Linked DNA regions of Homo sapiens: region 2 is linked to region 1. The links are chromatin loops, found by intact Hi-C in ENCODE. Cell type or tissue: PC-3. All regions are shown on one strand.

The links. Peaks named below come from ENCODE experiments on the same cell type or tissue, not always from the same donor. Only the 100,000 strongest peaks of a DNase experiment are listed, where the experiment ranks them.
Region 2: a loop joins it to region 1, with 5 times the contacts of the local background. A loop is called at or near these places in 2 of 110 quality-filtered maps.

Annotation. Positions count from the first base shown.
Region 1 is chr1:98,792,438-98,797,437 of GRCh38, reverse strand. No RefSeq gene overlaps it. Among named protein-coding and RNA genes, the nearest start is that of SNX7, 130 kb to the right of the region's middle. In PC-3, a CTCF peak has its summit at 2,961 (motif pointing left); a DNase peak (open chromatin) is centred at 2,967.
Region 2 is chr1:98,919,075-98,924,074 of GRCh38, reverse strand. PLPPR5 (phospholipid phosphatase related 5) reads left to right here. Exons shown (of 6, transcript NM_001037317.2): 4 at 2,017-2,193. Among named protein-coding and RNA genes, the nearest start is that of PLPPR5-AS1, 83 kb to the left of the region's middle. In PC-3, no CTCF peak of the experiment used is centred here; DNase peaks (open chromatin) are centred at 2,054 and 3,474; H3K4me3 peaks cover 2,555 bases; H3K27ac peaks cover 4,299 bases.

The DNA.
Region 1 (5,000 bases):
CCTTTTAATTGCCTGAAGGCTCAGAGCCTTCAGATCGCACTCAGATCCTAAACAGTGAGGAAAACAGAGCCTCATTTCCTCATTTGTAAAGGGAATGTATTTTTGACACACTTGGGGTTGGGTGCGCAGCCTACCACATCTTCTCAACCCCTCTCCTTCCCCTACCCATGAGTTACCCTTAAAGAACTTTAACTCATGGCCCCATGCCTTGTTCAACCTGATCCACACAGGGCATTTTACTTTCTCTGCTCTCCACTCCCGTCCCATTTATTCCCAGAAACTTTTAATTGGAATACAGAGATTCCAGTAACTAGCTGTAGATGCTAGAAGTAGCAAATACATAAAATAAAATTTCTGTCTGTGATCACATCCCTTAAAAACAGATAAAAGGATCTTCACCAACTTTAGAGGATATGTTAGAGATGATGAGTCAACACTTATGGAATGTGACATAGCAAAACGAACCTTGTCGAGTTCAGTGTTGCTAACATTTTCACTTAATTTCCCCTTCATTTGTTATCCAGGATTAACTCTCAGCATCTCTATCACTAGACATATTAGTAGCCTATTTCTTATCAAAGCAGAGACAGCTCATCTAACTTCATAACAGAATATCTTGTACTCCATACCAGAGTCACATCTAGACATATGGATAAATTGGACTAGCTAGTAATTCCATGCACATCTAAACCACTATCTCCAAAATATCCATCCAACAATTATTTATTAAAATAGAGAGAAAGTGTCTTTTTATACTTCTTTCATTGTATTTAAGATAACTAAGATAGTCACATGCACTGCATTTAATGTAATATTCTAACTTAATTTGGAATATTCTTTTCTTTTGTAGTTTTCTTTATTCATAGTTTATATGCATGAATATAGAAGTACCTTATAAGAATATATTACAAAGTTCTGTTCAAAGTACCATTGAAAGCTCTTTTCTAGTGTCTTTTATGTCAGCAAAATGTTTTTACCTTCTCGGTAGTTCTTTCTCTCTTTTTAGTTTCTTTTGCAATATTCTAAATCAGAAAACATCTTGGCAGGTATATTAGAGCATTTAAAGTTTAGGGGTAAAATTTCCAGTTCTCACTAAACAGCACTATCACATGCATTTTTCAATTTCAGCTCTAACTGCTGACTTCAGGCAGCTGTCAACTGGCTGTTCTCAGAGTGATTGTCACCTGTTGGAAAAATTCTCAACAGAGATCCATCACAGGTGGCAAGGAATGCTTTGTTTTGTTTTAATTTTCACTCCAAAGTGCACTTCAATTTGGCAGAAGCCAAACTATGAAAGAGGCCAGCTACAAAAGGAATTACATGTAGAAACCTGAATTAAATGGCACCATGTCTTCAAGGGCTGTAGTTGTTTTAGAGTCCCTTATACGTTGATACACCAAATGTCTTCCTACTTGGCCCTGACCATCGGCTCCTTGCCCTTTTCCAACCATAATGGTCCACGGATTTCCATCCTAGCCTGACAGCCCCCTAATGTTTGACTTTCTTGAGAATCTAAACAATGTATTCAGTTCTTGTTTACTGTTCCCATCAGCAATGAAAATACCAAAGCATCAGTGATCAATACAACTGGCACCAGCTTATATTTCCTTACTTAATGGCTGGTAGATTTTGAGGTTGGATCTAGTGGCATGGAAAGTAATGGAAATAAAAATGGACAAAGGAGAAAACATCTATCCCAAAGGAAGGAAGAGAAAGGATTAAATTAAGAAGCCAGGTGAAAATTTATGTGAACCCCTTGGCCCCTCAACCCCCATCTTCCTCAGCAATCTGGCTCATTTTTTGAGTGCCTACCATGTGCCAGGCACTGTGCTTTACCCAAATAAGAGTATTTTAAAATGCAATGCTATAAATTAGATATTATTAGTCCCTTTTTAAGGATGAGGAAACTAATGTTGAGAGGTTCTTTCTCACAATATCACATTTAACAGGTCTTCAAATCCAGGCATGTTAGCTAAAATGTGAGACATCTAAGAATAAGAAAATGAACACTGTATATTCTGATCCAACAGTCTGTAATCTTAAAGTGACCGAGGTAGAGATGATCAGAATCAAAGTTGTAATTAGTTCAGGGGAAATGGGAAGACCTACTTGTCTTATAAAAAAATTTTCTATAGCCAATGATGTCTGAAATTTTGAAGTAAAGTATAATAGAGAGAACAGAAGATTTTTTTTAAGTAAATAAAGTATTGGGAGTAAGGAATAATAATACTAGAAAACATTTATTGAGTACTACCATGCACGAGATACTATTGAAAACATAGTTCCAAGAGTCATTTCATTGTAATCCTAACAACTACGTAACTAAGTTATTATTGTTTTATTCATATAAAGATTACGAAAACTGAGATCTAACAAGATTAAATAACCTTCCCAAGGTCACAGAGTTACTAAGTGTCCAAACCAGGACTCCAACTCAGAACTGTATGCCTCTAGAATCTGTGCTTCAAAGTACTAGGCTAAACTACATCTGTAAGGGAACTGATGATCCTAGCATAGGTGATCAAGTCATCATCTACCTTAGCTGGAATCCAAGCTCTACAGAAGAGGATTCCCCAAGATAAAGTGAACACCTAAGCATCAGATCACTATATATATATATAAATTTAATGAGGCAGTACTAACAGTGTAGCTAAGTTCTTTACCTGGATTATCTTATTTCTTGCTCACAACAACCTAAGGGATAGGTACTAATACTAACTTTGTTTCAAAGTTGAGGAAACTGAGACTTAGGAAAATTTGCTATTTTGCAGGACTTGAAACCTAGACCCTAGGAACCATCACTCTTAACCACTATATGCTCCTTCAAGTCATATCTTTATGGGCTGAGATCTAAATCCATCTTTTATAGTACTGACTCCGTAGTACCCTACTACAGTAAAATCTTTTGCTCTTACATCTGGACCAGTCTTGCCTGTTGAGTAGTGGATGGAGTAGCCTCCAGCTCCTCCTAGTGGCTAGAATGGCCACTAACATTTACTAAAGAGTTGAGTACTGTGAATCATTGCAAACCAGGAACCACCAGCTTACGGGTTTGTCCAAAGGCCTGACAGCCATTAAACACCTGCAATCAAATTTATCCCAAACCTCGGAGGCCTCATTAAATGTCTGACATCTGGTATGCACCAGGGTACTTTAGCAACTGGGGAAGAGCAACATGCAGATTAAAATGATAAAATTACCCCCAAATTAGTTCAGCAGATGTGGAGTGGAGACACCAGGAGTTTTGTTTTTCAGTTTCTTCCTTGCATTCCACAACAATAAATATCAATGCTTGTTATCTCAGCTAATTACACAGTTTTTCAGCAGTAAAGAAACTCCATTTTCCTTTCCTTTCTGACACATAGCATTTAGATGCATCCTCTCTAATGACCCGCTTCCTTGTCTTTTAAGAATGGAGTACTACTGCATCCAGCTAGTAATTCAAAACTGAAAGTTGCTCCATCCTTCAACACTTATTCTTTTTAGGGTTAATTTTTAAATCATACCCTAATTTACAGGAATTTACAGTCTTTAAAAAAGTAGCTATTTTCAGACCTGTTTACTAGACCACAATCTGAAACATCAGTCAAAAACAGCTTGAACTGACTGCATCCTTCTCTGGAACAGAACATCTAGCAGCAGAACATCCTATTGTAGCTGGCCCATCTACCCCATAATTAAGGTTGCATTGCAGCCCTGCTCCAAACTTATTTCTGCAGGAGAACAGCTAAGATCCGTTAGATAAGATGTCAGAATATGTGCTACTGGAATTGCATCCAATCTGTTGGTTAACATTACCAGAGCCAATTTAGTGTTGAATTTAAATCACGGAAATGTTGGTGATATGGCAACATATATTCACAAAAGCTTTAGTAAAGTCAATAATGACTGCCTTGCTCTCTGAGGCTCCACTTGAGAATCCTCTTCATAAGACCCGGTCAAAGCTCAGTGAGGGAAATATATTGCTGTTAAATTAAAAAAAAGACTTATGATGTTCATCAACTCAATATTGCACACTTAAAAGTCATAAAAACCAGCTTTTTGAATCACAGGGGATTTTTAACCATAAGTTCATTTTTTTGCAATTATTCATACAAACAGATGATGTAATGTGCATTTTAAAAACAAGAAATCAACTTTAGGAATTAAGTGGGTCAAGGATAAGAACAGTGTGACTCAAAGAACTCAATGCCTCCTTTCAGATTAAAGTGAGAAACTCTAAAAACGAGAACAATATCGGGGAAAATCTTGATTTTTTTTCTTTCTAAAGCAAGTTTCATGGAAACAAAAAAACAGCAAGTGTTTTCAGAGGCTGCTATGTTTATATTATATAACCATATCTTGCTAATATATCTTTATGTGTTTATCCTTCAAAAGTAAACGAATTAAACAGACCCAAGGAATTCCTCAAATCTAAAACCAAAGAATACAATAGGAGACTAACAAAGATTTGCAGAGAACCTACTATATGCAAAGCACTGTTTTGCTGTGAGCTGCATAGTGATATAGAAAATTTGGCACAAACTGTTTGTCCCCAATGTCTACTTTATAAAAAATTCTTTCCTCTAAAACGTGATCCCTTCTACTGTCCCTTAGCTGACAGCCTCATGCCATCACAAAGCCTTCCAGCCTTAAGATCTAGAGTCCATTTTTGAAGCAGCACAGTGCTACCAAGGAGAGGCAGATAAAACGGATGGACCCCATCTCAGCATGCTAGGCACACAACTCCCCCCTCCCCAGATTTTATGAAATCACCTCAGAAACCCTCACATATAATACTCAGATAAGTTAGTCTTTCCTTTTAGCTCCCTGTCTTGAGAAATGTTTTAAGAATCCAGCCCCATCCAAATGCTCTTTGTTTTCTCCCAAACACAGAACCTGTGAATGAGTGTGATTTTAAGTCAATAGAGACATACATAATTTATAAGAGGGTTTTTTTGAAAAAAATCATGCATTTCCAAACACAGTTGTTAAGGCTATAGCAAGTAATAAAAATGCAG
Region 2 (5,000 bases), 130 kb before region 1:
TCTCAATGAGGACAGAATATCTTGAGTGTTAACAGATGTAAAGAAATGCAAAAGTAAGAAATAATTAACCAGCCTTATAGCTGTGTTAAAGAAAACCTCACAAGAAGCCTGAATTTCCCTGTCTATTCATACGCACTCGTCATACAAGGAGTTACTCAATTAGCTGCATCACTGAAACCTGAAGTGATGTGATAGCCTGGCCTTGTTATTCATGTGGGCAGAACTCTTTAACACATTCTCTCAGAATGGCAAAAGCATCGTTTTCTCTTTCTCATCTCTTCCTGTTCCCCTCTCATGTATACTTACCCTCCATAACTGAAATTATCAAGCTTTTCCAAGCACAGTCTTAGACACACAGACCCAGCTCCGAAGGTCACAGGCCAAGATGGAGACAGTTCAGCTCCCCCTGCCCCAGAGTATTGAGACCTGGGATGGATTGTAAAAGGCTAGAACTTGGCTAGAGAGATGCCTTGTATCACTTGGACTGCTTACATATTTATACAGCCCCTTTTGGCAGCTACAAGGGCTGCAAACTGCCCAGAAAAAAAAAAATAGAGAAGATAATTACTGGATTTCATAGTGTTCTAAAATGGCAGGTATGAACTAAAAACTTAAATTTTCATTTTGGTTTACTCTCTTAGGCAGATGTATTGTTTATTTAACCAGGGACAATAGTTAATGGTATATATGCATTTCTAAGAATTTTTCTGAGTATATTATCAATACCAGATACTTATTGACGTTTATACCATAAAATCTGATTATATTATCAAAGTCATTTCTTTTACAATTGCTCTACTCATGACTTGAAATAATAATTGAATACAGTCAACAAATTTGCTTATAAAATAATACATAAACTTATGAGCAGTTGAGCTATAGAATACATTAGATGGGGGAAGGACCAAATTATTCTTGAGCGTAGTGGCTCATGACATTTCATTTGCTGCAATCAATTGACACCATATGTTCATTAGCATAAGTCCAGATGCCAGAAATGTAGGTACCTATTCACTGTTTTGTTTTGTTTTTAGTTGACACATTTCCCTTATCGTACTTATGGTTTTTTTTTGTTGTTGTTGTTGTTTTTGAGACAGAGTCTCGCTCTGTCACCCAGGCTGGAGTGCAGTGGCACGATCTCAGCTCACTGCAAGCTCCGCCTTCTGGGTTCATGCCATTCTCCTGCCTCAGCCTCCCTAGTAGCTGGGCCTACAGGTGCCCGCCACCACGCCCAGCTGATTTTTTGTATTCTTAGTAGAGATGGGGTTTCACCATGTTAGCCAGGATGGTCTCGATCTCCTGACCTCATTATCTGCCCGCCTCGGCCTCCCAAAGTGCTGGGATTACAGGAGTGAGCCACCGCGCCCGGCCTACTTAAGTGTTTTATTGTCCTAATTCTGGCTGATAAAATGTAGTTAAACAAAGTAATTTCACAATTTCATTTAACAACATGAAAGCAACCTCGGCATTGCATTGAATCTTAAAGTCTTCCTTCAAAGTAACATCTGTTTGGTAGAAATCTATTCCACTTTATTTTTTCTAGCTGTATTCATAATGCTGGTTTTTATCAAGTATGTGTCCTCTAAATATGGCATACACAAATGGAAACATTAAAAACACTTAAACACTTCAACAGCTTCCCCCTGCTAATAATATTGTTGAGGTTGATCTAAAATGAAAATTCAGATAAAACAAGAATGGATACAGTAAGAATAAAAAGAAAAAAAGACAGTTGGACTATCTGTGCTTGGTGTTTCTAGATGATTAAGAATGTTATGCTAAGAATTGGCCATTTGTAAGAGATTGCCATACGAGGTAAGTAAAACAAAATAATTGCTACTCTTGAATTCTGCTTTTAAGAAACTGATTTCAAAAACTTCATAAACTCCAGTTAATGATTTGAATCATACAGGCGTATATATGTCTATAAATATATGTTTGTACATACACATAATATGCTATGCTAATAAAGGAAATACCTTCATGAAAAGTCATTTTTTTTATTGAATGTTTCAGATGTACATCACCAACACAATCAAAGCCAAGGGAACCAGACTTGCTAAGCCAGTTCTATGCTTGGGCTTAATGTGTTTGGCATTTCTTACTGGACTCAACAGAGTAGCAGAATATCGAAATCATTGGTCAGATGTTATAGCAGGCTTTCTGGTTGGAATATCTATAGCAGTATTTCTGGTAAGTACAAATTTATTTATATATCATTGGGTTTTTAATTAACTTGCATAATCACCATGAGAAAATACAAGTGTGAATCACTGGGTTTGTCTAAATGTAGTATATCAAACAAATCATTCATTTAAGTATATAAAACAAATCATTTAAGTCATTCATTTCTTCCTCCTCCCCCATTTGTTCTGCCACAAGTCAGGTTTGGGGATGAAAAAAATACAAATCCTATGCTTAAAGTTGAACAATATATTTTCATATAAAATAGAGCTGGCCTAAAAACATACTGTCCCTCCCAAATAGTTTTTAAGACTGGGTAAAAACTGCCTATAATATTTTTTAAGGATTTATAACAAACTTTATATAAATCCTTAAAAAATGTTATAGGCGAGTTTCAGGACTGGTTTGGATATTTTTTAAAGATTCCTCAGGGAAGTTGGCATGCTGGGGTATTGAGAGAATCCCAAAGTCCCCTAGTGAGTCCCTGCTGTACTCTCCCTGAGCCTCCATGTCCCAGTGCTAGCAGGTCAGCCTCACCTGTGAGATGAGGCATTTTACATCAGTAACTAAAAACTCATGAATAGTTTCTAAGACCATACCATGTCAAATCATATTTCACCGCATAGTAAAGAGCATACACAGTGACTTCTAATGAAGTAAGCATTCCATTTATACTCTTATTATAAAATCTTCTAGGACTATTTCCATAGGTTTTGGTTGTTGGAAAATGTATTTTAGTCTGACTTTAGAATTCATTATTATTTATTTAACCAGAGGCAATAGTCAAGGGTTTGTATGCATTTCTAAGTATTTTTCTGACTTATTATCAGTACCAAATACTTACTGATGTTTATACCATAAAATCTGATTATACTCTTAAAGTATAGTATAAGTTGTGAGTGTATAACATTTTATAAGTATGAGTATATAATAAACAGCCTGAACTTCCCTCTATTCATGTGCACTAATCATTATGAGTATATCACATTTTACCCAAATGAAACAATGTGTAGACTATGAATCAAAACATATTTTTGCATTGACACATTATAATTTAAAAAATACTTTATGTCCATTTTGATTACATTTAAATTGCCCTTACATGTAACTTAACTTTATTAGCCTCATTTTACTAGTTAATAATCAGTAAGCAAACACTTCAGTGAATCTTTCCAGCTACCAAATGTTGAAACATAATTTATGTACTGGGCATTTTAAATAAGTTATTTCCTCTAGAATCTCCTGCGGTAAAGTAGTCACCATGACCTCATCCTGTGCTGCTTTTTTTTTTTTTTTTGGTGATACCACTCTCTGTGATTCCCAAGGTCCCTGGGAGACTTAGACTCAACCTTCTGTCTTTCCTGGAGATATCCTGTAGCCTCGTGAGAACTGGGGCCCTGGCTTGAACCAAAAACTTTTTTTTTTTTTTTTTTTGCATTGACTCACCACAGTTGAAACTGGTTAACATTCAAAAAGCAAAACCAACAACAAACTTTACATAAATCCTTAAAAAATAGTATAGGCAAAGCCAAGAGCATACAAGTAGCCAAAATTTCAAAGCACTGGTGTCAGATGCAACTGTATTTCAGCTCTGCGGGTCCATAACATCTTCACTGGCATCTCATCAGCCTTCTTGTTTATCTGTCGCTATTGCCACCTTCCCTATACTTCCAGTGAACACCTTACCTTACAAGGCCAACCTCAGAATGCTGGTGCCTTCCAAGTCACTTCCCTGTCTGGTGAATGTTGAGCTGAGCTCTGGATCCCCCTTGAGCTCAAGACCCTCCAATTGCACAGGTTGAGAACGTTTCATGATAGCCCTTTGAACATTCCCATACTCTCAGGAAAATGACTTCATGAAAGGATTATATGTAAAAACTGACTATATAATAACTAAAAATGCATTTATGCATTCATTCACAGCCATTTATGAATGTGAATGCCTATAGGTGTGTTATTTAAATGTGGCTAAATAACAGCCTCCCTAAAGGATCATTATAAGGCTCTATAAAGGTTAAACAAAATAGTGCATGTTCAGCGAATTTGTGACATGAATGACTGGAAAAAGTTCCATAAACTATAGTTTGCTTCCTCTCAGTTCCTTTTACCCTACGTAAGATTTGTGTTTTGAAAATGTATTTGCAGGACAATAAGACAAAGTTGAGGATAGAAGAGATGGGTTATGCAGAACCAGGGAAACAGGATGGTGCAAATTGGCCCTCAGTGGCACAAAGAGGGAGGATATCCATCATGTCCTCCAGGATATTTAGGAGGTGGAATGGTTTGGAGCCTGGTGGAACATGGAAGGTGATGTGGACGAGGCACAGGGAGCCTTCTATGATGATTCCCAGTTTTCTCATTTGGGAAACTCAACACATTTATTCTGAGCAGTAACTCCAGCTCTGGCCTGTAATATGTTGTAATATCCTAGGGTGTTTCTAATTATCTTGCAGTGTGTGCAGAATTCTAAAGTGATTCCAAAATAAAATTAATGCTAATCTACTCCAGGTCTCTATGTCTCAGTTAAAGGAACCCAGACCACCCAGTCACCCAGACTCAATGCCTAACATTTGCCTTTGGCTCATTCTCCTGTTTCATTCCACACACCAGTGATTCATTTAGGCCAGGTTAATTTCCACTATAAAAATATTTCTTCCATGTCTTGTATCTTTGCTCTCTGACCATAACTTTTGAATTGTAGACATTATTGCTTCTTACTAAAATAGTGAGGCCTTCTCTGAACCATGTTTAAAATGACTTCTCCTCCTTGAGGATTCCTTTCCTTATTCCTTACTTTACTTTTCTACAAAGGATAT